Regions from separate parts of the Homo sapiens genome. Here region 2 is linked to region 1. Evidence: read pairs that join two places in POLR2A ChIA-PET (ENCODE). Cell type or tissue: GM12878. All regions are shown on one strand. Links, peaks and the distances in the headings refer to the core of each region. The heading gives the core; the rest is flanking DNA.

What was found. Peaks named below come from ENCODE experiments on the same cell type or tissue, not always from the same donor. Only the 100,000 strongest peaks of a DNase experiment are listed, where the experiment ranks them.
Region 2: POLR2A ChIA-PET joins it to region 1 with 8 read pairs; 8 of 35 experiments call an interaction of 5 or more read pairs at or near these places.

Annotation. Positions count from the first base shown.
Region 1 is chr1:224,373,361-224,381,596 of GRCh38, reverse strand. It overlaps CNIH4 (cornichon family member 4), which reads right to left. Exons shown (of 5, transcript NM_014184.4): 5 at 2,145-5,802. The coding sequence ends at 5,775. Among named protein-coding and RNA genes, the nearest start is that of CNIH4, 21 kb to the right of the region's middle. RefSeq lists enhancers at 3,541-3,630, 4,001-4,050. In GM12878, for the core only: no CTCF peak of the experiment used is centred there; DNase peaks (open chromatin) are centred at 2,471 and 3,726; H3K4me3 peaks cover 238 bases; H3K27ac peaks cover 1,943 bases.
Region 2 is chr1:224,320,227-224,325,226 of GRCh38, reverse strand. All of the region lies in intron 2 of NVL (nuclear VCP like), which reads left to right. Among named protein-coding and RNA genes, the nearest start is that of NVL, 7.4 kb to the left of the region's middle. In GM12878, for the core only: no CTCF peak of the experiment used is centred there; no DNase peak of the experiment used is centred there.

The DNA of each region.
Region 1 (8,236 bases), core at 1,500-6,499:
TTTTATTTTTATTATTTTTTTGAGATGGAGTCTCACTGTGTTGCCCAGGCTGGAGTGCAGTGGTGCGATCTCGGCTCACTGCAACCTCTGCCTCCCAGGTTCAAACAATTCTCCTGCCTCAGCCTCCCAAGTAGCTGGGATTACAGGCACCCGCCATAACGCCTGGCTAATTTTTGTATTTTTAGTAGAGACGGGGTTTCACCATGTTGGTCAGGCTGGTCTGGAATTCCTAACCCTGTGATCCACCCGCCTCGGCCTCCCAAAGTGCTGGGATTACAGGCGTGAGCCACCGTGCCCCATTTTTGTATTTTTAGTAGAGATGAAGTTTCACCATGTTGGCCAGGGTGGTCTTGAACCCCTGCCCTCAAGTGATCTGCCTGCCTTGGCCTCCTAAAGTGCTGGGATTACAGGCATGAGCCACCGCACCCGGCCTGATTGCTCTAATTGTAAAACAGACTCAAGTTTTGTAGAGGGAAACCTCCACAACAAATTTTAATCTTTTTTCAAGAGACAGGGTCTTGCTCTGTTACCCAGGCTAGAGTACAGAGATGTGATCATAGCTCTCTGTAACCTTGAACTCCTGGGCTCAAGCCATCCCTCCACGTCAGCCTCCCAAGTAGCTAGGACTATATAGGTGCCTATATCGGCTAATTTTTTTTTAAGAGATGGGGTCTCACTATTTTGCCTAGGGGTGTCTCGACCTCCTGGCCTCAAGTGATCCTCCCACCTTGTCTTTCCAAAGTGCTGGGATTACAGGCATGAGCCACTGTGCCTGGCCTAGATACTTAATTCTAAGGAATTGCCAGTTTGTGTGACACTGCTCCTCTAGTCGCATGTGTTTTAAGAACCCTTATCTTACAGAGAAACATACTAAAATATGACAGATGTAACAAGGTCTGGGATTTGCTTCAAAATGGAGGGCAGTGGAGGGCAAAGAAGGTGGTAGGTAATGGATAAAAGAAGAATGACTGTAAGTTTATTTTTTTTCTCTGCTGTTTGAATCAGCAAGTATGACCGTAAGTTGATTATTGTACCTGGTAAAATAGAAAATTACCAACTAACACGGGTAAATCCTATTACTCTGTCCCAGAAAGTTGGCAAATTTATATAAAGCTACCCCAGAGGATTCAACCTGCTCCACAGGTCTCTTTCTGATAGATACCAGTGGCAGTCAAATGTGTTACTTTTAATTAAGCAACACGAGAGGTTCAATTCTCACCCAGTTTGCATCCAACCTGTGAAATAAGATCTAGAAAACAGGAATTAAAGTGTATGTTCAACTAACTCACATTCTAACTAGGTGCTAACGTTTAATGGGAACTGATATAGATGAAACCAAGATTGCTCCATAACGGATGTAGCAAACCAAATATACAGCAGAGGAAGCCACAGGCAAACCACTGAGTTCTCTCTCAGCCTGCTGATTCCGACCACCCACCCACTCACTCTTCTCCACCCAGCTTCAGAGGGAAGCAATTAAAAATAAAAGCAGCCTTTACCCAAGAACTTATTAAAGAGCACCTGAGCTCAGAACCAAGTTAGCTCAGTGAACAGTCCCTTCAGCATGTCCAGACCATTATTGTGATTACTGTAGTGAAGAATGATAACCCGAAAGCTTTGAATGACCTTCAGTCATTAGACTGTATTTAACTGAAGCAAAAAAAAGTTACCTTTTCAAAAATTCCTGAAAAATATGGCTTAGATCCAAAAGGCTTCATTTACCAAGAATATTTCAATCTTTGCTATACTACATAGTAAAATAGTATATTTGGTTTAAAGTACATAAACTCAGGTGACAAAGATCCAGATATTGTAGAATTTCAAACTTACCTTCTCTATCTTGCTGCCCTTTTCCATATATTAGAACAAGTTTATTTAGATTTTGGGGACAACTAATTATACCTAGTATATAATATTTCTCACTACTTGACAAAGTATTACCTGTTAGCAAAGCTGATTTCTCCAGTCTCAAGTGAACCAGTTATAGCCATTTCCTAGCCTAGCATGTCAGAATATTTCATAATGTGACTGTCTTGAAAACAAAGATGGTCAACTTTGATTATGTTGCTCCATTGCTGCTTCTCTGACTTAAAGGCCATCAGTTTGACTTCTTGCTGAAAAAGCAATAGAACACCACAATCAGGTTTACTTATTCACTCAACAATCATTTATTGTTTGTGTGCAAGGCACTGTGTTAGGTGCCAAGAGCAGAAGGAAGAAGATACAAATATGAATGGGCATATTCTGCCCTCCAGGAACATACAATCTAAGAGTGATTAATTGCATACAAATAACTGTAATACCAGATAGAATGTGGTAAGTGCCATGGGAGATACTACTATAGGAAGCTTTCTTAGCTCTTAACTTCAAAGACCAGGTCAGGTTTTGTCCTACTGTAGTCTGTGGCAGGCATGAAAAGGCAGCTGAGGGGACCTGCTAGGCTTTGATGAACTGAGCTGCATCTTGGATTTCGCTTCCTCTTCTTTCTCAGCCGAGGTTACGGTGATTAGCAAGGGCAGTTGCTACCACTGAAAGGATAGAAGGAAAAAGGCAAGGGAAAATGATACGTACTAAGATGCACATAGGAGCACTCGATAGTAGTCTATGGACCGGGCCCTGGGTACTGCCATTATAGAGGGAAGGGGAAGAGGAGTGGTAAGGGAGAGAGAACACTGGACTAAGCCTCAGCATTCAGATGTTCCCAGTTACAACACCCTGAACGATCTCTAGGCCTCAGCATTCAGATGTTCCCAGTTACAACACCCTGAACGATCTCTAGGCCTCAGCATTCAGATGTTCCCAGTTACAACACCCTGAACGATCTCTAGGCCTCAGCATTCAGATGTTCCCAGTTACAACACCCTGAACGATCTCTAGGCCTCAGCATTCAGATGTTCCCAGTTACAACACCCTGAACGATCTCTAGGCCTCAGCATTCAGATGTTCCCAGTTACAACACCCTGAACGATCTCTAGGCCTCAGCATTCAGATGTTCCCAGTTACAACACCCTGAACGATCTCTAGGCCTCAGCATTCAGATGTTCCCAGTTACAACACCCTGAACGATCTCTAGGCCTCAGTTTATCTTTGGGATGAGGGAGTTAGACAAAATGATCTCTAAGGTCCTCTACAACTCTCCAATCAATGAAAAGGGGAGAACATTTATAGCATCTTAAACATGGCTTTTTAAAGTCAGTGCTTTTATCCCCCTTTCATGATTTGTAGAAGTGCCCCTAAAAAAATTGTTTTTGAGCTGGGCGTGGTGGCTCACACCAGTAATCCCAACATCTGGGAGGCCGAGGCAGGAGAATCGCTTGAGGCCAGTAATTTTGATACCAGCCTAGGCAACATAGCAAGACCTCTGTCTCTACAAAAAATTCGCTGGGCATGGTGGTGTGCACCTACTCCCAACTACTTGGGAAGCTGAGGCAGGAGGACTGCTTGAGTCCAGGAGTTCAAGGCTGCAGTGTACCACGATTGCGCCAGTGCACTCCAGCTTGGGCGACAGGGCAAGACTCTGTCTCTAATTAAAAAAAAAAAAAATTTAACTACAGTGATCCCCCACTTTCCTGGCTTTGATAGACAAGCAATACAAGAAGGAAGAGTTTTTGTTTTTAACCACAGCTAATGTTTCAGAAGTAAGGAGCTTTGACCTCTGTTATAAACATGGCACCTTTCTGATTTGCTTAGCCTCAGCAAGCCTGATGTACTGTAAACTGACAGCCCAAAGGCTCTCTCAACTGCATGAGTCACTGTTTTGGTTACTAAGAATATCTGAATGAGAAGGTGAAACATTTTGGTCAAAAGTCATCTACATGGCCAGGCGCAGTGGCTCACACCTATAATCCCAGCACTTTGGGAGACCAAGGCAGGCAGATCGTTTGAGGTCAGGAGTTTGAGACCAGCCTGGCCAACATGGTGAAACCCCATCTCTACTAAAAATACAAAAATTAGCCAGGAGTAGCTAGCCGTAATCCCAGCTACTTGGGAGGCTGAGGCAGGAGAATCGCTTGAACCCAGAAAGCAGAGGTTGCAGTGAGCTGAGATCACACCACTGCACTCCAGCCTGGGCAACACAGCAAGACCCCATCTCAAAAAAAAAAAAAAAAAGATCTCTACCGCCTTTAAGTAGCTTATCTCTCAGTTGCAAGGATTTAAGTTCTCCAACAGCTTCGTTGCTTTAAAAAGCTTGAGCAGAACATGAAGAGGCACAGGAAGTTAGGAGGAAAGGCAGAGTGAAGGGACTGTTTTCTAAGCAAAAGCTGCCTCAGAGGGAAAAGGTATGAAAAAGAGATGCAAGCAAAGTAATGTCTGTTACACAGCTTCTTGGCCCTGTGCCTGACAGAAATATAAGATTACCACAAGGAGCAATTTCTGTGACCCCAAAGAGGCCAGCAGAGCCAAGTTCACTTTGCCTACCATTTCACCGTTCCTTTTGTGTGTTGCCAGGGCACTACTTCCAGCCTTGAAACATGGTCTGTCTGCACAGGGAGTTTGGCTTAGTGGCTCCCTTGCTTCTGCCAAGGCTAGACCTGGTCAAGGACTAAAAGGACATGTAACATTTAATCTTTTGGGTACCACACACCCTGTTTAGCCACCCAATTCTATCTCAACTAGAGTGAATAATGCCTTTGGATTCTCCCACAGAACACAGTCATGTTTTGCCCAAATGCCAGTGCTTAAGATAGCAACATTAAACCACAAACTAGGACTGAGGATAAATTGCCAGGTTTATTTTACCCTGTAAGAGCTGGCAAACAGAGCTAAGGAGGTGAACTGCTCTCCCACCTGCAAGAGTTTACAATATAACTCCAAGGAACAGAGTTTGGTTGTATATTGCTATGTCCATGAAATGGCTTGCATTTGGTCTCCCAGTTCACAACGTGGTCAGTGCAGAGGGATAGAAGTGTTGATCTGGCACCACGTGGCGCACCAAAAGGCTCAATTTCACAGACAGCAAATAACTATTCCTGCTTCTAATCTGATTAGCATCTTCTACCCAAACCCATGAAAATACGTTATCAGGGAGATCAAATACAATTGGAATAACTGCAATACGAAAACCAGACTGGCAAGAGCCAGTGGGGATTTTCTGGGTTTGGGGGTGATTGTGGAGGTAGTAGCTTTTAAATGAAAGCTCTTGACAAAATATTTCCTTTCTATCAGCAGGAACTACATTGTACCTGGGGAAAATGGCTTATAAGGTTTCACAAATTGTGCAAAGAAATATATATATTTTGAGATGCCATTCTCTGTTGACATTCTTGTGAAAAGACTTTTAGCTGACAGTCTCATAAATCTTTAAACCATATTAAATGAAGTTGTCACAACACAAGCAAAAAGGGTAATTTTTCTTCTTTTGTCCAGATCAACAGTGTTGTTTTGTACTCTAACTTTTCAGTAGACCTGAAGGGCACCTTTGCTCGCTCATCTCTTCAGTTTGCCCTTTAAAGTGTGTTCTTTATTTCTTTGGCATGCAAAGCTGGGATGGCAGTCCTGTTCCTACATACAAATAACCACCTTCAACATACAGAGGATGAAAAACACCTTCAAGTGTTGGCGTTCAGGCTAAAGTTGAGAACTAGAAATCTACAGAAACTCAATTCATGTTTTTTAAATACTTTATATGGTAAAAATACAGCAAAAATAGTTTTTTGTTCCAAGAGGAAAATATATACTGCTATGGTCACGGTTCTAAGGATGATTTAAGAAGTCTCTGGCTCCTCAACTGTGCACTGTAGTGTAGGCTGACTTCAACCACGGCTTCTCCAGCTTCAGTCATTTATCAAAGCTAAGATCATACTGTGGAAAGAAGAAATGAATGTCACTAATGTTTTCTCAGGAATGTTCCTACAGAGCCTGGTTTGTCCAGACTTGCGTCCCTAAGGTTCACAAAGGAACAATCATTTGAGTAAAAGACAATCATTCATACCCAAAGGAAAGAATATATTAGGATCTTTCATGTCCAAACTTTTTCACTAAAAAAGAGTGACTGGGGGTGGGGAGTTGGGGGAAGTACAACTTAAAACCTATGTTAGGCTATAGTTAAAAAAATAAAAACAAAACAAAACAAAAACAACCTAGCTCAGTTAAAAAAAAACAAAACAAAACAAAAAACACCTATGTCCAGAAAAAAAAACCTTTAAATTCTCTAGCCAGATACATACTGTTCTATGCCTGGAACCTCTTCTCCCCATCCCACCACTCCATCAAAGCAGTAACTTCTTACTCAGGTTTTGTGATTGGCTCTAGGGCACCTCGTTGGGGAAGCTGGCCTCTCAGCCCAGGGCAGTTGCACAGCCTCCTTCCACAGCTCTTCTTCCTGCTGCTGTGGCTTACATGTTGTCTCTACCACTGGACTATGAGCAACTCTTGAGATGAAAGCAGGGCCCAAGCATTACCACTTTCATGTTCTACTAGCAACCGGGCCTGCAATTACCAAGTTCCAAGCTTTTACCGTAGGGGTTCTGTGCTGCTCCTCTGTGTCACTTGCAATGTTGTACACAATGTCTGACACACAGCAGTCACCCAATAAATGCTACGCCACTAAAATTGACACAGTTAACAATAACAAAACCATCCTTTCCTTTGAAATACTGGGATCAGCCTTGCTCTGCTGAAATGAAATGCCTAAAATACACAAAAATATCCTTACATCACTTATGGTATAAATAATTGTCCAAATTCAACCATACTAAATGTACTCAATGCACAGTAAAAATTAATGATAGCAGCTAATATTTTTTAAAGATTTTTGAGAGTTTACTATGGGTCAGCATAAACAAGTGTCTTACATGTATTATCTCAGCCCACATTAAAATGTGATGAGGTAGGTACTATTAATATCATTAATATCCCCTTTTCAGATCAGAAACTGAGGCTCAGACAAGTTAAGAAACTTGCCCCAGGCCGGGTGTGGTGGCTCACGCCTGTAATCCCAGCACTTTGGGAGGCCGAGGTGGGTGGATCACCTGACCAACATGGTGAAACCCTGACTCTACTAAAGATACAAAAATTAGCCGGGCATGGTGGCGTGCGCCTATAATCCCAGCTACACGGGAGGCTGAAGCAAGAGAATCCCTGGAACCTGGGAGGCGGAGGCTGCAGTGAGCTGAGATCATGCCACTGCACTCCAGCCTGGGGGACAGAGTGTGAGACTCCATCTCAAAAGAAAAAAAAAAAAGAAACGAAACTTGCCCCAGGCCACAGTGTAAGTGGTAGAGCCCACATTCCACTAGGCTAGCACCCAATCAAAAAACCAAAAGCATAGATTCCCCCATTCTCTAAAGAAGATGAGCATTTTTTCAAAACTTTAACTCCATTCAACAAGTCCTGAAATGTCAACTAGGTCCAAGGTATTAGGCAAGGTGTGGCAGATGTTAGATACAAAGACAAGTAGCATAAAATCTCTGCAATCAAAAGCTAATGACTTGGTAGTAATAGCAAAACCACTGTTTAAAAACAGCAACCAAAAACCAAGAGAAAAGTGCTACAAGGACATCTTCTGACCCTCTGAACTATATGTAACACCAAAGGGTAACGTAATAGCAATGTGGCTGAAAATGACAGGCTGATAGGGAAGGGAAAGGAAGGGAAGAGAGAAAAGAAAACTGTACAGCCAGTGAAGTACACAGCTGCCCAGGCAAACCAGTTACATGAGTTGCCTATCTTTTATTTAGTTATAAAGAACAATATCTTAAACCTGCCCCAAAATTACATCTTAATTCCTCCAGTCCAACTCCCCACCACTTTATTTTTTCTTTTTTTTTGAGACGGAGCCTTACTCTGTCACCCAGGCTGCAGTGCAGTGGCATGATATCGGCTCACCGCAACCTCCACCTCCCGGGTTCAAGCGATTCTCCTGCCTCAGCCTCCCGAGTAGCTGGGATTACAGGCGCCCGCCACCACACCTGGCCAATTTTTGTATATTTAGTAGAGATGGGGTTTCACCATTTGGGCCAGGCTGGTCTTGAACTCCTGACCTTGTGATCCACCCACCTCGGCCTCCCAAAGTGCTGGGATTACAGGCATGAGCCACCGAGCCCAGCCACTCCCCACCACTTTAAATTCTACGACTAAGAGTTCAGAAACTCATGTACATTTTTAAATCCTAAGACTTTGAGTCTACTAAGCAAGATACCTCCAAGCCTAAATTTACTCTGCAAAGCATGACTACGTGGGCTGTACCTACAGCACCGCCCCCAGGAGATGCCTGCTCTAGTTTACTTTCCAACAG
Region 2 (5,000 bases), core at 1-5,000, 55 kb after region 1:
GCAGTGGCGCGATCTCGGCTCACTGCAAGCTCTGCCTCCTGGGTTTAAGCGATTCTCCTGCCTCAGCCTCCTGAGTAGCTGGGATTACAGGCGTGTGCTAACCACACCCAACTAATTTTTGTATTTTTAATAGAGATGGGGTTTCACCATGTTGGCCAGGCTGGTCTTGAACTCCTGACCTCAGGTGATCTGCCTACCTCAGCCTCCCAAAGTGCTGGGGTTATAGGTGGGAGCCACCGCACCTGGCCAAGAATACCTTAATTATTTCTAGAGGCTCTATCTCCAAATGCAGTCATATTCAGAGGTACTGGGGGTTAGGACATCAACATAAGAATATAAGGGAAACACAATTCAGCTTATTGGACTCTGTCCTGTGGCTCCCAAAATTCATGGCCTTCTCATGTGCAGATACATTCATTCCATTCCACAAGCCCCAAAAGTCTTAACTCATTTTAGCATCAACTCTTAAGTCCAAACTCTCATCTCAATATCATCTAAATCAGGCCAGATGCAAGGACTCACACCTATAATCCCAGCATTTTGAGGGGCCATTGGCTTAAGGCCATAGAGTTCAAGACCAACTTGGGGAACATAGTGAGACCCCATCTCTACAAAATGAAAATAGAAATAATTAGCTGGGCATGGTGGCCTGAACCTGTAGTCCTTGCTACTCAAGAGGCTGAGGTGGGAGGATCGCTTGAGCCCAGGAGTTCAAGGTTGCAGTGAGCTATGATTGCACCAGTGCACTCCAGCTGGGTAACAGAGCAAGACCCTGTCTCTAAAAATAAAATAAATAAAAATAATGTTATCTAAATTAATTGGTAATGGCTGAGATTCAAGGTATGATTTATCCTGGGGCAAAATTCCTCTTCATCTATTAACCTGTGAAACCAGACAAGTTATCTGCTTCCAAAATACAGGCATGTGCTATATAACAGTGTTTCAGTCAATGATGGACCTCATGTATGATGGTGATCCCATAAGATTATTACATCATATTTGTACTGTACCTTTTCTGTGTTTAGATATGTTTAAAAACACAATACCATTGTGTTACAGTTGCCTATAGTATTTAGTACAATAATGTGCTGTATAGGTTTGTAGGCACAGTAGGCTATACCATGTAGTCTAGGTGTGTAATAGGCTAGCCCATCTAGGTTTGTGTAAGTATACTCTTACTTATTTTTGTTTTCACACAATGAAAATGCTTAATGATACACTTCTCAGAATGTGTCTCCATTGTTTAGTGATGCACAATTGTACAATGGCAGGACAGGCATAGGTGTAGGTTAGACATTCATTCCTATTCTAAAAGAGAGCAATTGGAAAAAAGAAAGGGTCATGGGTCCCAAGCAAATCTAAAACCAAGCAGGGCAAATGTCATTAGATTTTCAGATGTTAGAATAATCCTCTTTGGCTTGATGCCCTGCCCTGTGGGCTCCGTAGGGTGGTGATCCTGCCCTGTTACCTAGGAGGAGGCAGCCCCACCTGCCGGACCTGTGCCCTCTGGGTTTGTGTTGGCAGTGGCAGCCCTGCCTTCTTTTGAGCCTCCTGAAGGGTCGTTCTTCCCTTTTCTTGAAGGATAACTTGTGTTCACAACTGGATGGTTTTATTGGCCCTGTCCTATAGAATCCTGGAAGTCCAACAGCCTTCCTTAATTTTGTCCCCATCTCGGTCCCTTCAGTCCAAGCTGGCAGTGTTTCTGTTGCTTTAACCCCATGTCTATTCCTGGCTTCTGCTAAGATGGCTGACTGGATCCATAAGTCATATGCTGGTAATCGCTTTAGCAAATTGTTGTCCCCCCACACCCTTGATGTTCTCTTTAGATTATGCTTTTTCATTTTTTACAATATGGATAAACTGAGAATTTTCCAATCTTCAGGTTCTAGTTTCCTTTTTGTTGAACAATTCCTTCTTTATGTCTCTCTATACTGTAAAATTTTACTATAAGCAGCAAGGAGAAATCAGGCCACACTTCAACACTTTGCTTGGAAATGTGAGTGAAATATCTAGATTCATCACTTACAAGTTCTACTTTTAAAACAGTAAAACACAAGTCCTCTGCCACTTCGTAACATGGACTGCCTTTCTTCCAATTTCCAATATCCTGCTTCTCATTTCTGTCTGAGACCTCACCAGAAGCATCTTTAACATTCATATTTCTAATAGCATTCTCTCTCTGTGTGTATATAACTATAGAACCTTCCTGTACAGCTCTTCTCTTGTCTTTCTGAGCTCTTACCAGAATTGCCTTCCGTGTCTTTTTTTTTTTGGAGATGGAGTCTCACTCTGTCACCCAGGCTGGAGTGCAGTGGCGCAATCTCAGCTCACTGCAACCTCTGCCTCCCTGGTTCAAGCGATTCTCCTGCCTCAGCCTCCCGAGGGGCTGGGACTACGGGTGCACGCCACCATGCCTGGCTAATTTTTTGTATTTTAGTAGCGACAGGGTTTCACTGTGTTGCCCAGGCTGGTCTTGAACTCCTGAGCTCAGGCAATCTGCCCGCCTCATTCTCCCAACATGCTAGGATTATAGGCATGAGCCACCACGCCCTGCGGTGTCCATATTTCTAACAGCAGTCACTTCAGAGCCATCTAGGTTTCTTCTAACATGCACCTCAAAACTCTCTGGCCTCTACTACCTAGTTCTGAAACCATTTCTACATTTTAAGGTATTTGTCACAGTAGCACTATACTTATCAATACCAAAATCTGTATTAGGAAGGAAGAAAAGAAGAGAAACTAAGACAGAAAGCTTTTTAAAACAATAGTATACCTCACTTTGGCTACCACTCAGTAGTATTTTTCCTTCCCCTGATCAGAATTTATTTAATGAGTGGTCTAAGGCCAGGGCACAGTGGCTCACACCTGTAATTTCAGCACTTAGAGAGGCTGACACAGGAGGATTGCTTGAGGCTAGGAGTTTGAGACCAGACTGGGCAACATAGCAAGATTCTGTCTCTACCAAAAAAAAAAAAAAAAAAAATTAGCGTGGCATGCACCTGTAGTCTGTCTTAGCTACTCAGGAAGTTGAAGCAGGAGGATCACTTGAGGCCAGGAATTCAAGGCTGCAGTGAGCTACGATTGCACCGCTGCACTGAAGCGTGGGTGACAGAGCAAGACCCTGTCTCTTAAAAAATAAAAATAAAGACTAAACTAAGATTGTTTCTATCCCCGCCACTCACTCCATTGAAATCTGTGAGTTGTGTTTTGTTGGTAACCTTTTTTCTTAGTTGGTGGTATGACTGTTACTCAGCCAGTCACCCAGGTTAATCTGTATGTTGTCCACTTCCTTCTACCTAGCCTTGAATCCCCCTGCCATGTCTATAATAAGTCACCAAGAAGCCTTGCTGTGGTCTCTTAAATATTTCATGATGCCTGTTCTCTCCTTTCCCTACCATTACTATACTAGCCTAATCCAGAGCCTCATTATTTCTTGTCTAGACTACTGTTTCAGTTTTTTTTTTTTTTTTTGAGGTGGAATCTTACTCTGTTGCTCAGGGTGGAGTGCAGCGGGGCAATCTCGGCTCACTGCAACCTCCGCCTCCTGGGTTCAAGTGACTCTCCTGCCTCAGCCTCCCAAGTAGCCAGGACTACAGGTGTACACCACCACACCCTAAAAATTTATTTAAAATTTATTTAAAAATTATTACTAAAAATAATTTTTGTATTTTTAGTAGAGATGTGGTTTCGCCATGTTGGCCAGTCTGGTCTTGAACTCTTGACCTCAAGTGATCCTCCTGCCTTGGCATCCCAAAGTGTTAGGATTATAGGCATGAGCCACTACACCTGGCCTGTTTCAGCTTTTAAACATTCTGCCTACATCCATCTGCCATCTTCTCTTATCCAGGTGTTGGCAAACTATGGCCCTCAAACCAGTTCCTGCCTACCACCTTGTTTTGTATGGCTCATGAGTGAAGAATCGCTTTTACGTCTTTCTTTCTCTCTTTGTTTAATTTTTAATTAATTATTTATTTATTTTTTGGAGACACAGTCTCGCTCTATCATCCAGGTTGGAGTGCAGTGGCTCAATCTCGGCTCACTGCAGCTTCAGCCCCCTGGGCTCATCCTTCTGCCTCAGCCCCCAGATGGCTGGAACTAAGGCACATGCCACCATGCCCCGCTGATTCTTTGTATTTTTTGTAGAGATGGGGTTTTGCCATGTTGCCCAGCTGGCCTTGAACTCCTGAGCTCAAGTGATCCTCTCGCCTCAGCCTCCTAAAGTGCTAGGATTCCAGGCATGAGCCACCGTGCCAGGCCCCAAGTTGCCTTTTTAAATGGTCATGATTTAGTACAATATTTGCCTCATCTAAAACTTTGTGTTTTGAAGTAATTTCACATTTAAGAAAAACTGACCCAGACGAGCTTAGACAACATAGTGAGACCCCCATCTCTGCAAAAAAAATCAAAAAATTAACTAGGTGTGCTGGCACGTGTCTGTCATCGTACCTACTCGGATGCTGGGGTGGGAGGATTGCATGAGACCAGGAGGTTGAGGTTGTGGCAAGCTCTGATTGCACAACTACACTTCAGCCTGACTGAGTGAGACCCTGTCTCAAAAACATAAAGTTTTTTTTTTTTTTGAGATGGAGTCTCACTCAGTCACCCAGGCTGGAGTGTGGTGGTGTGATGTCTGCCCACTGCAACCTCCACCTCCTGGGCTCAAGTGATACTCCTGCCTCAGCCTCCCAAGTAGCTGGGATTACAGGCACCCACCACCATGCCTGGCTGATTTTTGTATTTTTAGTAGAGATGGGGTTTTACCATGTTGGCCAGGCTAGTTTCGAACTCCTGACCGCAAATGATCCGCCCATCTTGGCCTCCCAAAGTACTGGGATTACAAGTGTGAGCCACTGCGCTGGCACAGATTTTTATAAAGAGGAAAATGGAAAAAATAGTACAAAGAACACCCATATACTCTACCTAGAATGTCCCTTTATCCATGCATACTATCTATTCCCTAAGGACAAAGGCTTTTATTATATAACCACAGTTTATTTATT